Regions from separate parts of the Mus musculus genome. Here region 2 is linked to region 1. Evidence: chromatin loops called from intact Hi-C (ENCODE). Cell type or tissue: left cerebral cortex. All regions are shown on one strand. Links, peaks and the distances in the headings refer to the core of each region. The heading gives the core; the rest is flanking DNA. Region 1 has its middle 41 kb from the start of Cdca7. Region 2 overlaps Rapgef4 (Rap guanine nucleotide exchange factor (GEF) 4).

Region 1 (5,379 bases), core at 232-5,231:
GCAGCAGCTTTTCAAAGCTTGTTGCGCCTTTGAATCTGTGATACTTCCTTCTCCGGCGTCTCAAAATGCTGCTTTGAGTGTGTGTTGGGAAAGGGGTCAAGGATAAAGGATAAGAAAGGAACCTGGATGCAGATTCTCAAAGCTTCTGCTCTTTTGCACTTCAGGAGACTCAAAGCAACCCGGAAGTTGGAGCACAACTCTATGACAGATGTCCCCAGACACTTCGAAATGGCGCAGGTTACGACTTCTTTATCAGACGACCGTGTATATATCTTACACACACACACACACACACACACACACACACACACACACACACACAATTTTCTTCTTTCAAGTTATGATGGCTATATTTTATAATAAATTTGATTTATATGAGACTATATTTTATAATTCAGTTGATTGTGGCCATTGGAGGAGAGCAACATAAGTTGCCATATACATTGCCTATATGATTGCTTGCTGTGTACACGGCAGAGCTTTAAATTCTGGAAAGAGTAGAAACTGCAACCAGAAGCCAGCTCAATGGCTTGCTCCATAGTGCAGGCTCTGAGAACCTCCTTGAATCCCTTGGAGTGAACACATTAATTCTGTGGAGCTCTTCCTTCCTTTAGTCTCAGACAAATGCTCTCTTGCCACCTAGGGCTGCCCCTGTTTCTTTCTCCTCATGGCCTCACACTAGTGGCTATCGAAGCTGTGTCTTTCTGGGTGCCTTTTTCCTACAGAAAGCAGACCTGACCACTTTTCCAACTGTGATGCTCTGCTTCATTGGCAAGTTCATGAAGGTTGAACAGCACCTATTTCCTGAAGCGTCCCTTGTTCCAATACCACCCCTGTAAGCAGTCATTAGGCCTCACTCAAGACATCTCTAGGGAGGGAACTGACACCAGCTGAAGAGGGTTTGGCTAGTAACTCTCCTACAGCCCATCAGTGAGCCTCAGAGGGGCTCCTATTGCATCTAATCACACCTAATCTTTCTGCAAAGATGTTTAAAAAAAAACTGTGTAAATCAAGTTTTTGTAAATCTAATCATATGTTTTATGCATCAGGTGAACTTGGTATGTAAAGGTATCCCATAGTGCAGCCTGCTGAAAAATGAAGATCGGCTCCTTTTAGTATTCATTTCTGTAAATGTGAATAATTATTCATGGGGTTGAAAGAGGTTCGCCTTCATTTAGGGTTTTGAATTTGCTGTCTTTACATTTCTTCTTCTGAAAAGGTCTCCTGTATCCTAGGTAGCTTCTATGAGCAGCTGGATAAGAATGACCTTGAACTTTTCTTCCTCCTCCTCCTCCTCCTCCTCCTCCTCCTCTTCCTCCTCCTCCTCCTCCTCCTCCTCCTTCCACCTCCCAAGTGTTGCAATCACAGGCCTGTGCCACCAGGACACCTGGTTTATGAGGCGCCAAAGATCAAACCTAGGGGTGTGTTTACCAACTGAGCTATCGCTCCCAACCCTCCTAGCCCTCCTAGTCCTCAGTGTCTTATTTGCAGTGAGCCCCAAGTGGGTATGTGCTCCACTACTGGAGAGCACAGCTAATGGGCCCTGACTTCCCAGGTCTTAAGGAGCCCCAGCCCTTACAGCGTGTCCTAATGGGTCAACACCTAACAGAGAGCCAGCGGAAACCTTGCTGCCCTCTGCACGAGAAAGCCGGATTTCCATTTCAATGTGGCTCAGCCTTCCTCTTTGACAAATGAAAAGATAGAGACTTCTCAATTACAAATAGTGGCGTCCTTGGGGGTGGGTGTGTGTGGGTGGGTGTGTGTGGGGCAGAATTCTCTAGATGTTGGGCCTTGCAATTTCTCAGCCATCAGGAATTCTGAGACTCAAGTCTCAGAAGCTAGAGGAAGCTAGATGCCGGCAAGATTTTTATGGCACGATGCTTATTTTCCTACTCCACAGAGGCAGGGTTTTATGGCAAGAAGGGGCTTAGTGACCAGAGCAGAGTAAAACTAGGCTACTTTCCAGGTTTATGCCTCTGACCTTACTCCCGAAGAGGGAGCATCCGGGAGGGGTTTCTCTTCTCCCACCCTCTGGGTGTACAATACACCCCCAGATGTGCAATACAAAGGATCCGATATTCAAACATTTGAAAAATGTAATTCTTGTTGTGGAGAACGTGTCCTAACAAAAAGATCGGCTTTTGGGGGAAAGTCGGGAAATCCCCCAGTCTTAAATTCCCAGCATTTGACTTGGGCACAGAGAACTCGATCATCCTTTAGGAAGTAGAGCACAGGCGAAGAGAGGGGAGACTCACAGATGGCTGGATAGAGATGCCAGTCTAGTCTGTGGGAGAAGCCTTGACTGAATGTGAAGCAGCTGGCTGAAGGCAGGCTCAATCAGGATTTCTGGGGAATAAAAATACACTCGGTCTTGGCTCTGGATTCCAGCAGGGGGAGCCCTAACTCTGGGAACCCGACATTGCTCTCTGACCGCTCGCTATCCCTGCTTAGCCCTTTCTGAGTTCAGCATCCGTGGTCACCGAGCTTGGCAACAAGGTCTACAGATGATGTCGCTGAACCAGAATCTGAGGTCTCGGTCCGCGCATCCTTGGATGAGCAAAGTGGTTAATACCTTTATAGAAACACAGCGGAACAGGCAATTCAGAAACAGGTGATCAGCAGCAAAGAAGGAAAAAACATGAGGAAATGAAGGATACACTTCCCTCAGTTGTTACCCTCTCCCCTACACACCTCTGCTCTCCACAGGGAATGCGCTCTGATGCTTCCTCTGTTCGGGTGTGCTGAGCTGGGGGTGTGGGAGCTAGGTGGATGGACCAGGCTTCCAGTTAGTGCTGGGTTCCTGCTGCTCTCTGGGTTGTAGAACGAGAAACAACAACAACGAAACCCTCATATTGTAACTATAAGGAGTTAAGGGATTTCACTTGTCATGTCTTCTGAGTTCCACTCTTGGGGATAAGCAGGGAGATGTAGGAAGCCTAGCAAAACGTGGGAACGGCCTGTTGAAAAAACCAGCCCAGCCCACCGAGTACCTAAGAAGTAGCACGCTAGGGGCAGAGTTCAAAGCTGTGCTGTGTGTAGTATTGCTGTCTGCGGGAGTCCTCAGCACCTTCTATAATCATGGGTAAGGGTAAGGGGAGGCTTAACACACCCCACAGATGCCCTTGTCCCCAGTTTTGTGGAAAGAACACTAGCTGCAGCTAGAAGCTCTGTCGTTTAAGTAGACTAATGAAAACCCCAACTCCATTTTGTCTAATCTGAAATTTCTGAAATGTATGTGATCCTGACCAGACCCCCTTTTCCATAAAGTGCCTATATTCAAGATATGGGTGTTCTGTGCAGCCCACTTTGAGAAATTCTAAGAGAGCAACCTCCCTGGGCTTCTGGTTTCTCCTCTGTACCGTGTCATCGTTCATTCCGAGTACCCTGGTAATTCCTGATGAAGGAACTGGTAGTGCTCAAAACACACTCAGAACTCCTAGAACATTATCTTATGAATATACAGAGACTGGTCTTGTGATATACAGTGAATATCACGCTCACGCTCAAAGTAGATGGTGGGCTTGGGTACACACAGAGACACAGTCAGGGGACAAGATGCTTTCTCTGTGTTCAGCATATAAACCACACAAGTCCGGAGGCAAGTTTTTGAACCTTGCTTTACTTTCTGTGTGGAATGGTGCTGTGGTGCACGGTTCTTGGCCTTTCACATACAAGGCCACACGAGTTTTTGTTTTCACTTAAGCAAAGAGTGAGCATTATTGCTAGGAGACTTATTCAGGACCTCGGCAGATTGCAGGCACCTACTGTGTCCTCTAAAGAACAGCAAGGCCATACTGCATGAGTAAGGACTGCCAGCAAGGACATGGCACAAATCATCTAGCGGCACCTAACACTCTAGGTTGTGACGGACAGAAGCAGGCGTGGTCAGGTGTTCTGTAGCAGCCAGACAAACTGGATGGAAACAGTGATGGGAGATGAAACCTGTGGATCCCTTTCCCCGGGGGATATTGATTAAGCTGTGGCAGAAGGAAGACAGGGGATGGGGATCCGTTGTATGATGCAGGCCATCCACAGTGCTCACGTCCACTGGATGTCCCTGTTCAATGATATTTATCCAGCAAGTACTGGACTACACACCTGTGTGCCAGACGCTTACTCCAACCCAGTGGAAAGCCATTGTCCCAAACTCTTGCTCGAGTTCTGCGCTACTAAAGGGTTTTCCCTTCTGTTTCTAACTGTGGCCGATGACCTGTCAAATTCCACATTGTTATAGCTGGGGCTACACACGTTAGCACTCCTTATACATTGCCCTGTTGCTGTGGTTCCTATGAGTGCATAGCTAGGATGCAGGCTTTAGGAGAGCAAAGGCTGCACCCTTGTAATCTTGCCTCTAGAAATAAAGTCACCCAATAAGAGCAAATGACTGAAGCGTCTGGGGACTCCTTCAGGCTCAGATCTCTGCACTTTGAAATAATGCTGTTTTTGAGTGTGTAGTCTGTGCTATGCTGAATGCATCTTTCAGCTCTCTCAGAAGCCCACAGTCTTGTTCTCAGATGTTTCCTAACTGCTTCAGAATTAGAGGCTCTGATTTTGGGTTTACATCTATTTTGTTATTGATAATGTTGCATCTGAAGATTAGTTGAACTTGGCAGAATTAAGTGCCCCTTTTGGGGTGGTCTGAATTCATCTCAGCTTCCACTGATGTGGTCTTTCCCCCCTGGCTTTCTGTCTCACCACTTTGGATAATTATGAGGGCTTTGGCCCATTGCTGCAGCCACAGAAGGCACCAGCAGTCCAGGTGGCCCAGGGAAGATCTGTGGGTTGTGGTGTCTGGGACCTTAAGAGGAGCCCATGGGAAAAATGAGTGGCGGTTGTGGACTTCATCTCTGCCACTCTCCCGGCTCTCCTGCGGGCGTCCCCTCACCTCTGCATGCTTCACCTCCTCTTCTCATGGAATCTCACCTTGGGGATCTCAGCCACAAGCGGCGTATATCCAGGAAAAGAGAAGCAAAGTAATATCTGTGCCTGCTTCACAGCACTGAATCCCGCTGCTCCCTCCCGACTCCCTCAGACCGTACCCTCTGTGCACAACTTTCATCTCCAAGTCATTCATAAGATGTCAAAGGATGTACACTAAACCACCCAGGAAGTAGAGACATTTGAGAGGCAAGGATCCAGGACTTGTATCAATTGTGGAAGATGTGGCAGGGCTGGAACTCACTGGGTTCCTCTGATTTTCCCCTCTGCTTTGACTTGAAGTATGGTTCTTAAGCATAAGGATTTGTAGGTCATGACCGTGCAGCAGAACAGTAGTCTAAAGATCTGGCGTTAGAGGTAGGTCTCCCTCTTGCTGGCAAGCTGGCTCCCAGCTTAGCTTATTCTCCCGTGTCCTGCTCATTGTTTCTGCTTCTGTGCAAC
Region 2 (5,379 bases), core at 71-5,070, 280 kb before region 1:
TACAAAGAAAGTGCTTAGCCAGAGTGACATCCCTAGCCATGTGATATGAGTATTGAATATCCAAGTACTGTTAGCATCATAGTGGCAGATATTCTTTCTATGTCTCACATGTATGCATATATATCCATTCCTAAATATCTATCCCTAGTCTTACAGATAAGTATTTAGGTATTATACACTCCATCTGTCTCTTGTCTGACAAAGTAAGAACGCTGTATAACATTTCTTAGATCACAGAAGGAGATGAGTGAAGCAAAAGAAAACTTCTGACAAGAGTCTTGGTCTAAGTAGCAGAGTCTGGTCTTGCCCCAAACTTGCAACATTCTCAACCCAACAGCTCTCGGGCCAGGCTGAGGACTTGGAAATCCTGTGTAGACTCAGATCACACTGCTCTCTACTAGTTCACTACTTTAGGTGGTGTGTGAAGACGTGGCTGTGGCAACTTGACCTCAGTTACCACCAGGAGTTAAGTAGTAGTGTGGGTAGAAATTCAAACTCCTGTGCTAGTATTTGGCTTTATCATACTTTCTATGGAAACATGAGGGTAAGGTCTCCAAGAGCATCTTCCATCTTTACCGTGGAAGAGGAAGAGTTTCCAGGTACCCACCCGCCAATCCCCAGGCACAGGAGATCCCTGCACAGCCTTTGCCCAGCCTTATTTGTCATGGCCCACAGTTGAGATGGTGGTGGTGGCAATGCTGGTGACCACACTGTTGGTAACTGGGGATGGTTGAGGATGCTAACAACAAAGATGGCCTCCAGGCAAGTACAACAAGCAGCAAAGACACTCTTCACCTCAAAACCGACATTTCAAAACATGCCCAACACTATCCCCCAAATCCTTTCCAACACCAAAAACTCCCGAAAGCGTTGGGCACTGAGTACTGGTCCCTTTGTGGTTCTGATCCAGTTTTTTCACAATCTTTCCCAGACTCCCTTGCCGGAACAGGAAGGCCCGACCACTGGGACAGTGGGAACATTTGAGCTGATGAGCTCGAAAGACCTGGCGTACCAGATGACAACCTACGATTGGGAACTCTTCAACTGTGTGCATGAGGTAAGACGCCCAGCAAGGAGCGTCCATGGGCTCCATAGGATTCTGAGTGAAGCCTGCTGGCCTGACGCCACTCATGTTTCCGTGTGCTACCATATGGAAACCACATGATGGGTTTTGTGCATGCTGAGCTTATAAAACCCGTAAGTATTAAAGAAAAAAAAAATCTCTGTGATGCTATGCTATGTCTTCCAGAGTCTATTAAGCCAATAACACCTAGTTTATATTTATATATTCCACAAGCTTCATGAAAGCCCTTCAAATCTATATGACAAGGTACATCCGGGTTAGCGATTGAATTCACATCTGCTGCTTGATAGAACACTTTCCTGACAAACGGAGGAGCCAGGCTGGCGTTTTGATTTAAAAGCCAACAAATAAGTAAAATTGTTTTCCTTTCTGTTCTAGCTGGAGCTAATCTACCACACATTTGGAAGGCATAATTTTAAAAAGACCACGGCAAACTTGGATTTGTTCCTGAGGAGGTTTAATGAAATTCAGTTTTGGGTTGTCACTGAGGTCTGCCTTTGTTCCCAGCTCAGCAAACGTGTTCAGCTTTTGAAAAAATTTATCAAGATAGCGGCTCAGTAAGTGTCTTTAACTTTGGAGAAAGAATAAAAATGTCCCTGAACTCTGTTCTCATGGAAAACACCTTACAAAGAGAAACGGGTGTAAGAACAACCAGCAGTTGAATTCTTGAAAGAGAAGAATGTCTTCTAGCTTTTTAATAGTTAACATCAATATATAAATTAACATCTTGTAGTACTGATGCTGGAGTCAAAGGGGGGGGTGTGTTTTGCTCTGAACTCTTCAGATTTCCCCCACCCCCACCCCCCTTTGAAGAATGCTATTGAAGTCAACAAAAGTTCCTTTAGAAACTTTGGTTGCAAGGCTCTGGAAGCCGATGTGGCACATAACACGTTCTCACCAGTAGAGGGCAGTAGAACATGCTGGAACAACAGCTCACAGCTCAGGCAGAATAAAATCAGTAAAACGCATACAGGCCAGCTAACCTGGCACTAGGAAATCATCTCCATGCACATCAGAGAAAGCAAACATCTTATAAATATTCTATTTAAAAGCACTTCTTGGGAAACAATTTATTTACTGCAGGGGCCAGTTAGGTTTCTCCCTGACATGAATTTAATCTTCTCCTGCTATTTAGATATGCTTGACAACCTCCTGTTTACTTCCATGTTTTTGGTATCACCACAGTGCTAAAAATAAAAAAGCTAAATGTGGCTTGTGCTGCGAGACTCCTTCCCTTTCTAAATGCAGAGCCCGAGCTCGGGGAGGTTAGGAGAATGAGCGACCCCAGCCAGGCGTTTTCTTGAGCCAAACAGTTCAGATCCCACACACTCTCTTGATTTCCAGAGCTAAACAAAGAAGGGAAAGCGGCTTGGTGTTTTATAGAAGCCAGCTTGCCAAATGCCTTGAGTTGTTTTGCCAGATTTCGAGGAGACAATAGAATACCAGATCCTTTGAATCCAGGAGCTGCTTGCCTTGCCTTTTGGGAAAGCTGGCTGTTTGAAGACAGGTTTGGTGCGGCCACTTTCCCTAGCGGCGCGGTCAGGCGGCCTCTGTGCAGTGAGCAGATGCCTTCATGTGTTTGGAATGAGTGGCTTATGGAAACTATGACAGGGTGAGCTTTCCCATCATAGAGAGCTTGTTCTCTCTTCACCTTAGCCTGCTGGTGCCAAGTGCAGCAGGAAGGAAGAGAGGACCTGCCTGTCAGTTTACAACAGAGCAGGCAACACAGAAAAGGCTCTCAAAACACCCAGGAGTTTGTTTTGTTTGTTTGTTTCTGCCTTTGTAATGTATCCCCTATCTTCCTGACTCTCTGTATTATACAGGTAGACTTGGCCTTTCCTGCAAATCAGCTGACTATTTAGCCATATTCAGCCCTGTGCTGAGGCTGCTGTCCCGCCATGAACCTGTTCACTCAACCCAGTTAGTACAGACTCTAGGCTTTCCTAACCCTGAGTCTACAGGAATAGACAGAAGCCTCTAGACCAGTGGTTTTCAGCCTTTGGGTCTCGATCCGTTTGGGGGTCACATATCAGGAATCTTGCGTATCAGATATTTACATTACAATTCATACAATGATTGTTGTGAAGTAGCAACAGAATAACGTTATGGTCGGAGGTCCCCACAACGTGAGGAACTGTATTAAAGGGTCACAGCATTAGGAAGGTTGAGAGCCACTGAGGTAGACAATAGCATCTGTTTTGCTTGCTGTCTTTAGAAAAGCTGCAGCATTTTCTTTTAAGTTCTTGGCCCAGTCTGGAGCTTAGCAAAATTAAAGAGGCAAAGCTGGGGTAGGTGCTTTAGTCCTGTATTCACAGGAGAAAAAACCGAGACAGGAAGTCATCTCCTGGCTTGCCTTGAATGATAAGCAAAGCTGCAAATGGAGCAGGTCTGCCGCTCTGGATTTATTATCTCCAAGTCACCCACACAAGGCAAAGGCCAGTGATGCAGGTGGAGATGCCGGCCCTTGTTCTGGGAGCCACTACCCTAGCATTGTGACATCCTTGCTTGCTTTCTCGTGTGTGAGCCGATCCACCATAACTCCTCTAAAGTGCATTTCCCCACCGCCACGACCTATGAAGAACGGCTCGTGGCTACTTTTTGAGTTGAATATGAGCAGCCAAAGCAACCATTCAATGAGCCTTCTGCAAAAATGTTTTGTTCAAACATTATTTATTTACTTTTATTTTGTAGAACATGATTTTAATATTTTCAAACAATAATTATTTTAAGATATATTTCATTGTTAGGTCTCCCTTTTCATTTCTGAATTTATAATTTGGATACTGTCTCTGAGCAATCTGGTTAGGCTGGCTAAGGATTTATCTATCTTGTTGCTATTCTCAAAGAACCAGCTCCTGGTTTTGTTGATTCTTTGTATAGTTCTTTTTGTTTCTATTTGGTTGATTTCAGCCCTGAGTTTGATTATTTCCTGCCGTCTACTCCTCTTGGGTGTGTTTGCTTCTTTTTGCACTAGAGCTTTCAGATGTACTGTCAAGCTGCTAGTGTGTGCTCTCTCCAGTTTCTTTTTGGAGGCACTCAGAGTTATGAGTTTTCCTCTTACCACTGCTTTCATTGTGTCCCATAAATTTGGGTATGATGTGCCTTCATTTTCATTAAATTCTAAAATGCCTTTAATTTTTTTTTTCTTCCTTGACCAAGTTATCATTGAGTAGAGCATTGTTCAGCTTCCATGTGTATGTGGGCTTTCTGTTGTTTTTGTTGATTGTCTTAGTTAGGGTTTTACTGCTGTGAACAGACACCATGACCAAAGCAAGTCTTATAAAAAACAACATTTACTTGAGACTGGCTTACAGGTTCAGAGGTTCAGTGCATTATCATCAAGGTGGGAGCATGGCAGCATCCAGGCAGGCATGGTGCAGGCAGAGCTGAGAGTTCTATGTCTTCATCCAAAGGCTGCTAGTGGAAGACTGACTTCCAGGCAACTGGGGTGAGTGTTTTAAGCTCACGCCCACAGTGACACACCTATTCCAACCAGGTCACACCTACTCCATCAAGGCCACACCTCCAGATGGTGCCACTCCCTGGTCCAAGAATATACAAGCTATCACATTGATATTTAAGACCAGTCTTAGTCCGTGGTGATCTGTTAGGGAACATGGGATTATTTGAATCTTCTTGTATCTATTGAGGCCTGTTTTGTGACCAATTATATGGTCAATTTTGGAGAAGGTACCATGAGGTGCTGAGAAGAAGGTATATTCTTTTGCTTTACAATGAAATTTCTATAAATATCTGTTAGATCCATTTGGTTCATAACTTCTATTAGTTTCACTGTGTCTCTATTTTAGTTTCTGTTTCCATGATCTGTCCATTGTTGAGAGTGGGCTGTTGAAGTCTCCCACTATTATTGTATGGGATGCAATATGTGCTTTGGAATTTAGTAACGTCTCTTTTATGAATGTGGGTGCCCTTGCATTTGGAGCATAGATCAAACATTATTTGTTTATGATAGCAGTCAACTTATATAGCCATATTGCTGTGTGGTGAAAGTTTTCTGCTTATTAGGAAGTAAACGCTTTTCCTTTTTAGGGGTCTGGTATGAAGAACTTAGGGTGTGTGGGTGTGGTCGTTTGCCATCAGGTGTACCAAATACTTGGGATAACATTGGCATTTTAATAAGAATTTAGGCTTAACCCAAGTGCTTCATTCTCAAATATAGATTTGTAAATACTCATAATGATATAAACACAGACTCAAAATTATCAACCTTACCAATATCAGTAAAACTAAAAATACAGTTATTTTGTTATGGATCTGACATCTCCCAACTTCAA

The links. Peaks named below come from ENCODE experiments on the same cell type or tissue, not always from the same donor. Only the 100,000 strongest peaks of a DNase experiment are listed, where the experiment ranks them.
Region 2: a loop joins it to region 1, with 2.1 times the contacts of the local background. A loop is called at or near these places in 2 of 42 quality-filtered maps.

Annotation. Positions count from the first base shown.
Region 1 is chr2:72,514,191-72,519,569 of GRCm38, forward strand. No RefSeq gene overlaps it. Among named protein-coding and RNA genes, the nearest start is that of Cdca7, 41 kb to the left of the region's middle. In left cerebral cortex, for the core only: a CTCF peak has its summit at 2,393 (motif pointing right); a DNase peak (open chromatin) is centred at 2,365; H3K4me3 peaks cover 278 bases.
Region 2 is chr2:72,233,146-72,238,524 of GRCm38, forward strand. Rapgef4 (Rap guanine nucleotide exchange factor (GEF) 4) reads left to right here. Exons shown (of 31, transcript NM_001204165.1): 24 at 932-1,057; 25 at 1,463-1,641. Among named protein-coding and RNA genes, the nearest start is that of Map3k20, 50 kb to the right of the region's middle. In left cerebral cortex, for the core only: a CTCF peak has its summit at 1,990 (motif pointing right); DNase peaks (open chromatin) are centred at 1,998 and 2,477; H3K27ac peaks cover 938 bases.